3 separate regions of the Homo sapiens genome follow, and regions 1 and 2 are each linked to region 3. Evidence: chromatin contacts called from ENCODE Hi-C or POLR2A ChIA-PET data. All regions are on one chromosome and are shown on one strand. Each heading gives the region's core, a stretch centred on a gene start or an enhancer-like site at or near the end of the contact. The rest is flanking DNA. Distances are from core to core; before and after follow the strand shown.

What was found. Hi-C counts contacts between places; a loop is a spot of excess contacts on that map. ChIA-PET counts read pairs that join two places held with the same protein, here RNA polymerase II (POLR2A). Pooled maps may share reads with other maps.
Region 1: a loop to region 3 is called in a map of CD8-positive, alpha-beta T cell, with 3 times the contacts of the local background. The contact joins the promoter of RTN4IP1 here to the promoter of PDSS2 in region 3. A Hi-C loop is called at or near these places in 2 of 168 maps with a recorded cell type or tissue (CD8-positive, alpha-beta T cell and naive thymus-derived CD4-positive, alpha-beta T cell) and 13 of 50 pooled maps. POLR2A ChIA-PET finds 5 or more read pairs at or near these places in 1 of 52 experiments (activated CD8-positive, alpha-beta memory T cell).
Region 2: a map of CD8-positive, alpha-beta T cell shows a loop between it and region 3 (23-fold over the local background). The contact joins the promoter of AFG1L here to the promoter of PDSS2 in region 3. A Hi-C loop is called at or near these places in 5 of 168 maps with a recorded cell type or tissue (CD4-positive, alpha-beta T cell, CD4-positive, alpha-beta memory T cell, CD8-positive, alpha-beta T cell and 1 more), 1 of 37 single-sample maps with no recorded cell type and 11 of 50 pooled maps. POLR2A ChIA-PET finds 5 or more read pairs at or near these places in 3 of 52 experiments (activated B cell, activated T-cell and activated naive CD4-positive, alpha-beta T cell).

The regions. Positions count from the first base shown.
Region 1 is chr6:106,627,533-106,631,502 of GRCh38, reverse strand. It overlaps RTN4IP1 (reticulon 4 interacting protein 1), which reads left to right and starts at 2,005. Exons shown (of 9, transcript NM_032730.5): 1 at 2,005-2,755. The coding sequence starts at 2,482. QRSL1 (glutaminyl-tRNA amidotransferase subunit QRSL1) reads right to left here and starts at 1,925. Exons shown (of 11, transcript NM_018292.5): 1 at 1,798-1,925. The coding sequence starts at 1,821. RefSeq lists enhancers at 1,694-1,753, 1,784-1,923.
Region 2 is chr6:108,292,710-108,296,654 of GRCh38, reverse strand. AFG1L (AFG1 like ATPase) reads right to left here and starts at 1,601. Exons shown (of 13, transcript NM_145315.5): 1 at 1,437-1,601. The coding sequence starts at 1,575. It also overlaps the pseudogene RNU6-1144P. RefSeq lists an enhancer at 1,260-1,749.
Region 3 is chr6:107,458,244-107,461,893 of GRCh38, reverse strand. It overlaps PDSS2 (decaprenyl diphosphate synthase subunit 2), which reads left to right and starts at 2,330. Exons shown (of 8, transcript NM_020381.4): 1 at 2,330-2,904. The coding sequence starts at 2,609. RefSeq lists enhancers at 1,368-2,289, 2,010-2,459.

The sequences.
Region 1 (3,970 bases), core at 756-3,255, 830 kb after region 3:
ATTCAAAATAATTTAAGTAATCCTTCTCATTCTGTCTTTAAAAACATCCCTTGCCTCAACCTTCTTGAATAGGCACATAGTTTACAATATTACACATATTCCCATTGCATTGCTACTCCAAAATAAATATTTTCTTTAGAGTCTCTTTCTGTTACTTAGATTGACAGTGGAAAAGGCAGAAAAAGGAAATAACATATTTTTATAGGTTGTATTTAATTTTAAAACAAGTTTTGGGTGTTGTCTGTTTATTTATTTTTATTTTATTTATTTATTTTTTGAGACGGAGTCTTGCTCTGCCGCCCAGGCTGGAGTGCAGTGGCGTGATCTTGGCTCACTGCAAGCTCCGCCTCCCGGGTTCACGCCATTCTCCTGCCTCAGCCTCCCGAGTAGCTGGGACTACAGGCGCCCGCCACTACGCCCGGCTAATTTTTTGTATATTTAGTAGAAATGGGGTTTCACCGTGTTAGCCAGGATGGTCTCGATCTCCTGACCTCGTGATCCACCCGCCTCGGCCTCCCAAAGTGCTGGGATTACAGGCGTGAGCCACCGCGCCGGGCATATTTATTTTTTAAAGAACAAATTTGATTCGACGCAATTTAAAATGATAACATAATAATGTATTTTGGGGGAAGAACTATTATTTAAAGCCTGTGGATTTCAATTTCTCATTATATATTACAGCTATCTATAATTATAATTCCACGCTGCCAGCTGGGAAACAAACAAAACGACAACTTCTAGGGTGGAATAAAAAGGAAGATGGAAGGCAGTTTAGGTCATCAGCGCCTACTTCTTACCAGAAATCACCTGGAGCCTCCATTAAACCATACTCCCGAACTTACCACACAGCTCTAATTAAGTCTAGAGTGGGGCATAGTTTTAGTTTCAACAGGTGCTTTATGTGACTCTGATAGCAATGGGCCTGCAGACAGTTCTAAGGTTGAGTGACGTGAACCAGGAAGCAAAAAGACCCGAATTAAAGCTATAACAGCAGAAATAACGTAAGAGGGCAGATTCCAGCCATATCTGCAAGATAGAATGAAGAGGGCTTAGTGATTTATTGGATATGAAAGATGAGGAAGAATCTAAAGGCAAATGAGATAATAGTTGTGCCATTAAAAAGAGTCTATTAAGAATTCAGAAATACCAGAGCTTTTTTAAGACGGGGGTTGAGAGGTAAGTCCTGTTACAATGATTACTTCAACACCGATTAAAGTGAATTTGAGGGTGCTTATGTGACATTTAGAAGAACTGCCCAGAAAGCATTCACAAATACAGTCTAGAATTCAAACACGACGTCCAGGACATGGAGACACGGGTTAGGAAATCACTGGTATCTTAGTGGTAGGTAAATCCTAGAGAACGAATTCTTTGAAAAAAGCCAAAAATTACTCATTTGAATTTTGCAAACTACAGTTTCGCCGGGCTTCTTAGCGACAACTGCAGCTAAGTGTCGGGGACAGAAGAGAGACTGAAGTGGCCCCGCAAGCCCCCTTTGGCAAAGCCCACTCCGAGACCATCCGGATCCCGACCTACACCAGAGCAAATGTCTAATGGTGAGAAGCCGCTTCACCACCCTACAGATCCGCGGTGCAGAGATTTCCCTGCTAAGGTCCTAACTCCTGAATGGGTACGGCGAGTACACCCGAAGAATCGAAAGGTACTTATCCCCCACTCAGTTCTAGAGGAAGCAGCGAGGTGGGCCAAGATGCGTGGTAAGGCCCAGGGACTCTTTGTCAACGAAGTCCGTTAAACTTTCCGCCCTCCCGGGGGCCTCAGCGGGCCAATTCCACTCACTTCTCGGAGGCTCCGGCCCAGCATGGTCCTCGTGCCCAGCCTGCCACCACAGGAGCCAGGCAAGGGGGAAAAAGAGGTCACCGGTCGCTAGTGATGTTACATGGGCGCAGCCATCTTTAATTGTCACTGAGCCCTTCAACACCGAGTACTTGGATTGGTTGAATTGCAGCCCGAGGAAATGATCTTTGTAGGCGATTGGTTGGCGCCGCAAAGCCATCCCGGCGGCTAAGGAGAGCGGGCAGGCAAGGAGATTCCGGGCCAGGGTCGCGGCGGCAGTCGGCAAGCGTTCGATTCTCTGGCGTTGGATCGCGAGCGGTGTCTGCTTGTCCCGCCGAGGGCTCCCAGGACAGGGCAGGGATCTAGGGGGTTTGCGCACCTGCTTTTTAATGCCCCGCCCCCCCTTTTTTTTTTAAAGTGGAGGGGGTGAAAGTGAGGGAGGAGAATGGACAGAATACTGACTGGAACGTTAATTCGAGCATTTCATATGCGAAGAGCGGAATAACAGTTCCGTATTCTTCTTTCAGTTTCTCCATTAGATTAGCTTCATTTTCGAATGCTCCGTTTTGCATGCTTAATTTTGAAACTAGCCCGTGGTTTGGCAGAATTTGACTGAATTCAGGGGTGAGAGTTTGATCCAGTCCAAGTGTATTTGAATTTGAGCACGCAGTTCAACCAGTGTTTACAATGGAATTTCTGAAGACTTGTGTACTTAGAAGAAATGCATGCACTGCGGTTTGCTTCTGGAGAAGCAAAGTTGTCCAAAAGCCTTCAGTTAGAAGGATTAGTACTACCTCTCCTAGGAGCACTGTCATGCCTGCTTGGGTGATAGATAAATATGGGAAGAATGAAGTGCTTCGATTCACTCAGAACATGATGATGCCTATCATACACTATCCAAATGAAGTCATTGTCAAAGTTCACGCTGCCAGTGTAAATCCTATAGACGTTAATATGAGAAGTAAGTTTTCAAAAGACATTGTTACCTTTTTTAAAAAAATCACTTTCATAAGGTATGCCGTTTTAAAAAATTGACTACGCTTCTTTGGTTTACATAAATGAATCATTTAGGTTTTTAACAATACCTCTGCAAATATTTCCAAAATTTTTGAAATTGCAATGGCCAGGGAATCCTTCTGGCCATTTGTATTGACAAAATATAAGCTTGATTGTTTTCATGCGTCCTTAAATATGTAAGTTCAGACTTGAGAACTGTGTCTGTAGCTAACTTTTTTTTTTTTGAGACTGAGTCTCACTCTGTCACCCAGGCTAGAGTGCGGTGGCCTGATCTCAGCTCACTGCAACCTCCGCATCCTGGGTTCAAGCAATTTCTCCTGCCTCAGCCTCCCGAGTAGCTGGGATTACAGGCGCATGCCACCACACCGGGCTAATTTTTTGTATTTTTAGTAGAGATGGGGTTTCACTATGTTGGTCAGGCTGGTCTCGAACTCCTGACCTCAGGCGATCCTCTGCCTCCGCCCCCTAAGTGCTGGGATTACAGACGAGCCATTGCGCCCTGCCTATGTTTGTAGCTAAATTTCTGTCCAGGGAACTTTGTGGTATTCTGAGATCCGTCACAGGCTTCGGAAGTATAGTTGTTTCCTAGTCAGTTTAGAATTTATGGGGTTTTTTGTTTGTTTTTGAGACAGAGTCTCACTCTATCGGCAGGCTGGAGTGCAAGGGCGCTTTCCTGGCTCACTGCAACCTCCGCCTTCCGGGTTCAAGCGATTCTCCTGCTTCAGCCTCCCAAGTAGCTGGGACTACAGACATGCGCCGCCACACCCAGCTAATTTTTGTATTTTTATAGAAACGGGAGTTTCACTGTGTTGGTGGGAGGCTGAGGCAGGAGAATCGCTTGAATCCGGAAGGCGGAGGTTGCAGTGAGCCAAGAACGCGCCCTTGCACTCCAGCCTGCCGATAGAGTGAGACTCCATCTCAAAAAAAAAAAAAAAAAAAAAAAAAAAAGCATTGAAATGACTTTACTGTGATTGTCTCATGAAGTCTACGTTTGTATTCTTTGTTTTGAAGTAGTAATTGCTACTACCAGTTGGGCATGCCGTTTTCCTTTATTCTTTTTATATTAGGCTTGAAGAGAATTCAGTTTTTTATAAGATATGTCTTTTAGTGGTAAGTTTTACTCAATGATCAGCATGTTTTTTCATCTCCTTTGATTGTA
Region 2 (3,945 bases), core at 352-2,851, 840 kb before region 3:
CTACTAAATTTAAAAAGAAATTAACAATTAACAGAATTAACTGCTGTATACACAAAACAATGTGTACAGCATGTTACTACTTCTATTTTTTTAATACCATTATCTATATATGTATATGCTTATACATACACAGAATATATCTGGAAGAATACATAAGAAACTAGTATCACAGATTGCCTCTGAGGAGAAAAACTAAGCAGCTAAGGGATAGGGATAGAAAAAAGCCTTACATTTTGCCATATTCTTTCTTGCACCTGTTGAAATTTATAGCATTTGCTTTTATTGACTACCAAAAATGAAAAATAAAATTTATATTATAATCCACAGCTTACACTACCAGAATATTCCATTATATCTTTATTTATTTATTTACTTTTAACGACTACTCCAGCAGATCAGGGCTACCCCCAGGCAGTGTGTGGAGCCTATTCCATTATACTAAATGCATTATGCTAATCTTTGCAGAAAGACGTAAGGTGACCTAATCAAAGTTCTAGTATTAATTTCAACTGCATTGATGATAAGGGTCAAAGATTGTCATATTTTTAGCTAAATTAATAAATAATCTATTAAGGTATATACCTTATTAAGGTCTATCAATCTATTAAGGTATATTACAGGGGTTGCTTGGATTTGAGAAAAAGGAAAACGAGTATGTGGATGAGGGAGACAAGGAGAATAATTTCATTCATTCATTCACTCAAAAATCATATTTGCACGTCAAGTACCAATCATTGCGCTAAGTGCTTAGGAAACAATGACACAATGTCCTTGCCTTTGAAAATCGTGCAGTTTAGTGCGAATACATGAATAGAGCAGTAAAACTGGCACTCTTGGTTACTCAGAATATACATTCATTCATTCATTCATGAACATATAACTGAATGAAGGAAGCCAGGGAGAAAGAAAGCCCGGTGACAAAATAATTCCACTGAAGCCCCTAGTGACTTGAAAAGAACACCAAGAATCGATCCCTCAATCTGAGAATGTGTGTGGACCTTCCTTCCTAGAATCACGAGAGACATCAGGGCCTGCAGAGGTCCCAGGCGCGGCTCTTCCTCCAGTGCCCGTCAGTCACCAGCCCCGAGAGCTTGGAAAACGCAGAGGGTAGGGGTCCCCAGGCCCCAACCCCACACCTGCATCTCTTCAAGCCAGGCACTCCCACTAGGTTCAGCTCTCTAAACGTCCCGGAAGGAACAAACTCTGAGTCAACCTCTGACCCTCAAAATGAAAGTCACTCAGGGTCATTTCCCTCAGTGCTCAGGGCTCATTCACAGACAGTATAAAAGGTCAAGAGAAATGGAAACTCCTCTCGAGGAGCCCTCAGCTTCGTGAAAGCAGGAGACACCTGGGGTAGATCGGACAGGGAGGGTAATCCCAGAGGCTTCTCCAGTCATATGCAGTCGGCTCGGACTACTCATGGCACAGTCACTGACCTTTCCAAAAGGGCTTCCCAGGGGCGGTGGCCAGAGGAGCGAGAGCGGCGGCCCAGGCCCCGCACCCAACACATCTCCCTCTCAGCGGGCTCTGTGCTAAGGGGCGCAGGGTAACCAAGAGCGACCAGGAGGCCGCCATCTTGAACTCCGTACGAGGAGAGGAAGAGGAAAACTTTATTGGAACCCAGAAGAGAGACGGTGGCAAAGTCAAACCCCGCCGTGCACGCTGAAGGCTCCACCCGAGAGAACCAAGGGATCAGTTAGGGAACGTGACCTCCAGTAGCCACATGGGCGGGCTGCACTCCCGTGCCCTCCCGTCCTTCCGGACGCTGCCAGCCGGGACTACGACTCCCAGCATGCAGTGGGGTGGGGCGGGGTGGAACGGAACAGGCAGCTCCAGTCTGGGCAGTGGGAGGGAGGGCGATTCTCCGCCCGGCGCTGGCGGCCGGCCGAGGAACCCGAAGTTTTCAAGGAATTGGGAAGTGATTATGACGGGTAGGCAGGTAACCACTCTTGAGCCTTTTAAGTTAGCTCACATGACCGAGATTCCGAAACCTGAATAAAATGGAGGTGACCCAATGGGCCCTCGGGTTTTAACGGAAGAGTGGTGTCACTTCGTCACACCTCCCTAAATGGTAGGCCCATTTTTTATTTTATCTCCAGCGTCCAACTCATCTTTGACGAGTACCTGAAATGTGCGCCTACCGCTTTCCCTTTTCGTATTTGAATAATATAAATGGTACGCACTCAAATGTTTTGAAAGATTGTATAAGTGGCATGGGAAAGCCAAGGGCCTAAGAAGGACTGTCGGTGGACGGAGAAGTCATGGGACAGTGTATCCGAAGGGTAACTTCTCATTGATCTGCCCTAATTTGATTAAACAATAAATGCTTTGACATACTATAATAAGCGAATTAGGAGTACAAATTGCTGTCCAGAAGAGGCTGGCAATCCAGTAAGCGAGATGAATTCCAGAAAAGATAATACAGGCCGGGCTAGGTGGCTCATGCCTGGGAGGCCCAGGCAGGAGAATCGCTTGAGCCCGGGAGTTTGAGACCAGTCTGGGCAACATAGCGAGATCCTGTCTCTGCAAAAAATACAAAACTGGGCATGGTGGCCTGTGCCCTGTAGTCCTAGTTACTAGGGAGGCCGAGGTGGGGGTTGCGTCCAGGAGGTGGAGGCTGTAGTGAGCTGGGATTGTGCCACTGCACTCCTGCCTGGGAGACAGAGTGAGTCCCTGTCTCAAAAAAACAAAAAAAAAACAAAAAAAAAAAAAAAAAGAGAAGGCCCGGCGCGGTGGCTCACGCCTGTAATCCTAGCACTTTAGGAGGCTGAGGCAGGCGTATCACCTGAGGTCAGGAGTTCAAGACCAGCCTAGCCAACATGGTGAAACCCTGTCTCTACTAAAATACAAAAATTAGCCGGCATGATGGCAGGTGCCTATAATCCCAGCTACTTGGGAGGCGGAGGCAGGGAGAATCGCTTGAATCCGGGAGAGGGTGGCTGCAGTGAGTCGAGATCGTGCCACTGCACTCCAGCCTGGGCAGCTGAGCGAGACTCTGTCTCAAAAAAAGAAAAGAGAAGAGGAGGGGAGGGGAAGGGGGAGTGAAGGGGAGGGGAAGGGGGAGTGAAGGGGAGGGGAAGGGGGAAGGGGGAGGGAACAAAATACAAAGACTTTTAGAATAAATTTTTTTAAAAATAAAGATAATTCAGTGTTGTGGAATCAATGAGAGAGCAGTTTGGCTGGTAAATCAAAAAGGCCTTCTAAAAACTCAACTTTTGTTTTTTTGTTTTTTGTTTTTTTTTTTTTAAGAGAAGTGGCCTCACTATGTTGCCCAGGCCCAAGTGCTGTGGCTATTCACAGACTCCATCATTGTGCATAGTAGCCTTGAACACCTGAACTTACATGATCCTCCTGCTTCAGCCTCCCCAGTAGCTGGGACTACAGGTGCCAACCACCATCCCAAGCTTTAAAGCTTTTTTTTTTTTAATTTTTAAAAACATGGACTACTTCACGAATTTGTGTGTCATCCTTGCGCAGAGATCATGCTAAAAGATAATTCAGTGTTGTGGAATCAATGAGAGAGCAGTTTGGCTGGTAAATCAAAAAGGCCTTCTAAAAACTCAACTTTTGTTTTTTTGTTTTTTGTTTTTTTTTTTTTTAAGAGAAGTGGCCTCACTATGTTGCCCAGGCCCAAGTGCTGTGGCTATTCACAGACTCCATCATTGTGCATAGTAGCCTTGAACACCTGAACTTACATGATCCTCCTGCTTCAGCCTCCCCAGTAGCTGGGACTACAGGTGCCAACCACCATCCCAAGCTTTAAAGCTTTTTTTTTTTTAATTTTTAAAAACATGGACTACTTCACGAATTTGTGTGTCATCCTTGCGCAGAGATCATGCTAATCTCTGTATCGTTCCAATTTTAATATATGTGCTGCCAAAGCAAGCACTACAAGCTTAACTTTTAAGAGATAAAGACCTTCCAAGAACAGGGAATACAGTGAAG
Region 3 (3,650 bases), core at 1,081-3,580:
TATTTATCTGGGAGATTAAAGAACAAATACCATTTTAACCTTCTAAAAACTGATTATCATTAAGTATAATGCAACCTTTTAACTGTAAGTATAAAGGAAAATGCTGATTATTTAAAGTAAATGGGACCCAAAGTCCCATGAATAATCAAAAACTTGGTTAATAGAGTATGACCAGAGAATAATGCACTTGGCTTCTGTGGAGAAATTAAAGTACATGCTGTGAATTGCTATTGAGGAAATTGCGTGAAAAGTTACCCTTAAGGTACCATGAGGCTGAAGAAACAGCCTCAGGTGCACAATATATCACATTAGTCTCTATCTATCTTTGTATTTTCATGACTTCTTTCACCTTGGATAACCCAGAAGCTCTGGCCTTGGAACTTTTTGGAATGGTAAAGTATCTCACTCTCCATATTTATTTTCATCTCCTGGAATGGTAAAGTATCTCACTCTCCATATTTATTTTCATCTCCTAACAGACCTGAATTTTGTTGCCAAGAGTTTATCTCTTTCACAGGAATTATTTTCAAACTTCAGCTTACTTACTTTAAGGGCATAGACTGTGTTTGATACTTATAATCACAATTCATGTTAAATAAAATGTGCCCCTGAAAAGTTACACCTAAACTGAATTTTTGTAAATAAAAAATTTAAATCACAAGGAAAACTTGCCAAAGGGAGAGTATGAAGCTAAATCTTTTGTAGAGAAAATCATCTTGTTTTGCAAAGTGAACAACTACTCTTTAAGTCCCAATCTTTATTTGTAGCTCAAGAGGCTGGTACAGTATTATGCATGATGCTCATTTAAAAAATACTGACAGGCTGGGCATGGTAGCTGGTAGCTCACACCTGTAATCCCAGCACTTTGGGAAGCCGAAGTGGGCGGATCACTCGAGGTCAGGAGTTTGAGACCAGCCTGGTCAACATGGTGAAACCCAGTCTCTACTAAAAATACAAAAGTTAGCCGGGCGTGGTGGCAGGCGCCTGTAGTCCCAGCCACTTGGGAGGCTGAGGCACAAGAATTGCTTGAAACTGGGAGGCGGAGGTTGCAGTGAGCTGAAATCGCGCCGCTGTACTCCAGCTTGGGTGACAGAGCAAGACCCATCTCAAAAAATAAATAAAAAATAAAAATAAAATACCATGAATTTGGAAGGATTTTGAAAGTTTTAGAGAGTTTTATAAGCTATTTTTAAGAGTGTAAAAAATGGATAATATATCCTTTATTAAGAACGGTTAACACCTGTTTTAGGTGATAAGAAAGGAGGTAAGATCTTAGGCACATTTGAAAAAAAAATAGGTAGCATTACTTAAAAGATAATCATATTGACTGTTTCCTCTCAGCAATAAGGAGAAAAGAGTGGATGGGAGCCTATTATTTAGACGGTGTAATCTTTCGGTTAGAATACGGATTCTGAAACCAGATTGTCTGGGCTCACATCCCTGTCTAGTGTGGTCTTAGGGAACTTACGCGACTCGACTGCACCTTAGTTTCCTCATACAAAACACGGAGAATACTAATATTATCTACTTAATGAGGTTGTTCTGAGGATTAAATAAAGTAATACATGAACTAGTACGTGAAAAGCACTCCGGTCAGCGATAGTCTTCAATCCTGGAGTTGAGCTCCAGGCTAGGCATAAAGAGGAAGATAAGAGGCAGGGAGTAGGCAACGTTTCATTCTTCCTCTCCGCACCCGCGGGAAGGAGGCACCGCTGTTTCTCCCAAGGCTCAGCGAGGAGGCCGGTAATTCGAAGTTGGATCCGAGGACTTTCCTTGGGACCCCTTTCCGCCGCACCACGCTGCCTTATGTCTGGTTGGGCCCTGAGGACACGAGGGCTCAGCCCCACGCCCCGACTAGGCGTTCCACCACTGAGACGTGGCCCCAGCTCCAGGAGGCATGCAGCCCGAGAGGCCGCCTTCACGCCCGGCCACGGCCACTGCCACTGCCAGGGGCTGGTGGCGATAGCGACAAAAAGCTTCCGGGAGGAACTGGTGCCTCCGCCCGACGCCCTTCCTTGCGGGCAAGCCGGGGGCTGACCGTTGTTCGTGACACCAATACTTATGCATGCCACTCAGTGCTGGGCGCCGGGGACTCTAATGAATCCAGACTCGGCCCAGATACCGTGTGCAGAGGGACCACTCGCCGCCCACAACTGATCCCTGTCACTGACGACCTTTGCTGGCCCAGAGCGGCGGGGTGGGAGGAGCTGAACCTCCCAACCCGGGTTCACCTCCAAAGCACCGCCCCTGCGGGGGCGTTCTCGGGTACGCCGTAAAGTAGAGAGTATACTTAACAACCCGCCTCTGTCTTTACGGCAGGCCGCATTCCATGCCTCCAATATGGCGTCCTCCACATAGGCAGTGGCTGTGGTTTCTACCCCGGGTGGCCGGGGGCAGTGCTGAGCTGGGACTGTTGTTTGCCCAGCCTGGGCTGCAGAAAGCAGCAGTTAAAGTTCGTTTCTGGTCACTGCTCCAGGAAGCCACCTTACTCTGAGGGTCAAGAATTGCCGCTTCCTTTTAGTTACTGTAAGTTCCTCCTCTGCCCCTGGTTTGTTTCCCGCGGCACTTCTGGATACCCCCAGGTCCCAGACCCTTCCAGACTCAAACCATGAACTTTCGGCAGCTGCTGTTGCACTTGCCACGTTATCTTGGAGCCTCGGGTTCCCCGCGTCGCCTGTGGTGGTCCCCGTCCCTCGACACCATCTCCTCGGTGGGCTCTTGGCGTGGTCGGTCCTCCAAGTCCCCGGCCCACTGGAATCAGGTAGTGTCAGAGGCGGAGAAGATCGTGGGGTACCCCACGTCCTTCATGAGCCTTCGCTGCCTGCTGAGCGACGAGCTCAGCAACATCGCTATGCAGGTGCGGAAGCTGGTGGGCACTCAGCACCCTCTGCTTACCACAGCCAGGTGAGCTACCCCTCTCCCGCTGACACACTCGCACTCATTGGAATACTTTTTTTTCTGGCGGGCATACGCATTCTAGCTCTCTCAGACTGGCTCCTGATTTATCTCTTTTTAGTCCTTCCTTTTTACTCACTCCTCCTAGACATTCCGTGTTGTCTCTTCTCTAGTCCACTTAACGTTCTTGCTCAGCTGAGTGCATAAGTGGTTTTCTTTGAAACACTTGTATGCTTTCCTCGATTTTGCTTCTTAATTGTTGAGGATGAAGATGCCTCAGTGATTTGTGGAGAAATCGAGCGGAGATGTAGGTTTATTGAGTCACTTCCTAGAAATTTTTTTTTTTTTTAATGGGATAGATTAATTTTCTGTCCCGCACTGTTCAGGGGGTCACCTCCAGAAAGTAGGCAAGGAGAGAGAGAGAGGCTGAAGGTAGATAATTCTTTCCAACGAATGTCTTGGGGTTGAAGTAGGAATTTATCCCGTTAGTAGTCATTATCTTCTTGGGATGTTTATCACTTATGCTGTACTACTGCTGTGAAACCTGCCTTTAGGATTTATAAAAGTTTTTTTTTTTTTTTTTTTTGAGACGGAGTCTCGCTTTGTCGCCCAGGCGGGAGTAGCTGGGACTACAGGTGCCCGCCACCACGTCCGGCTAATTTTGTTTTTGTATTTTTAGTAGATACGGGGTTTCACCGTGTTAGCCAGGATCGTCTCAATCTCCTGACCTCGTGATCCACCCGCCTCGGCCTCCC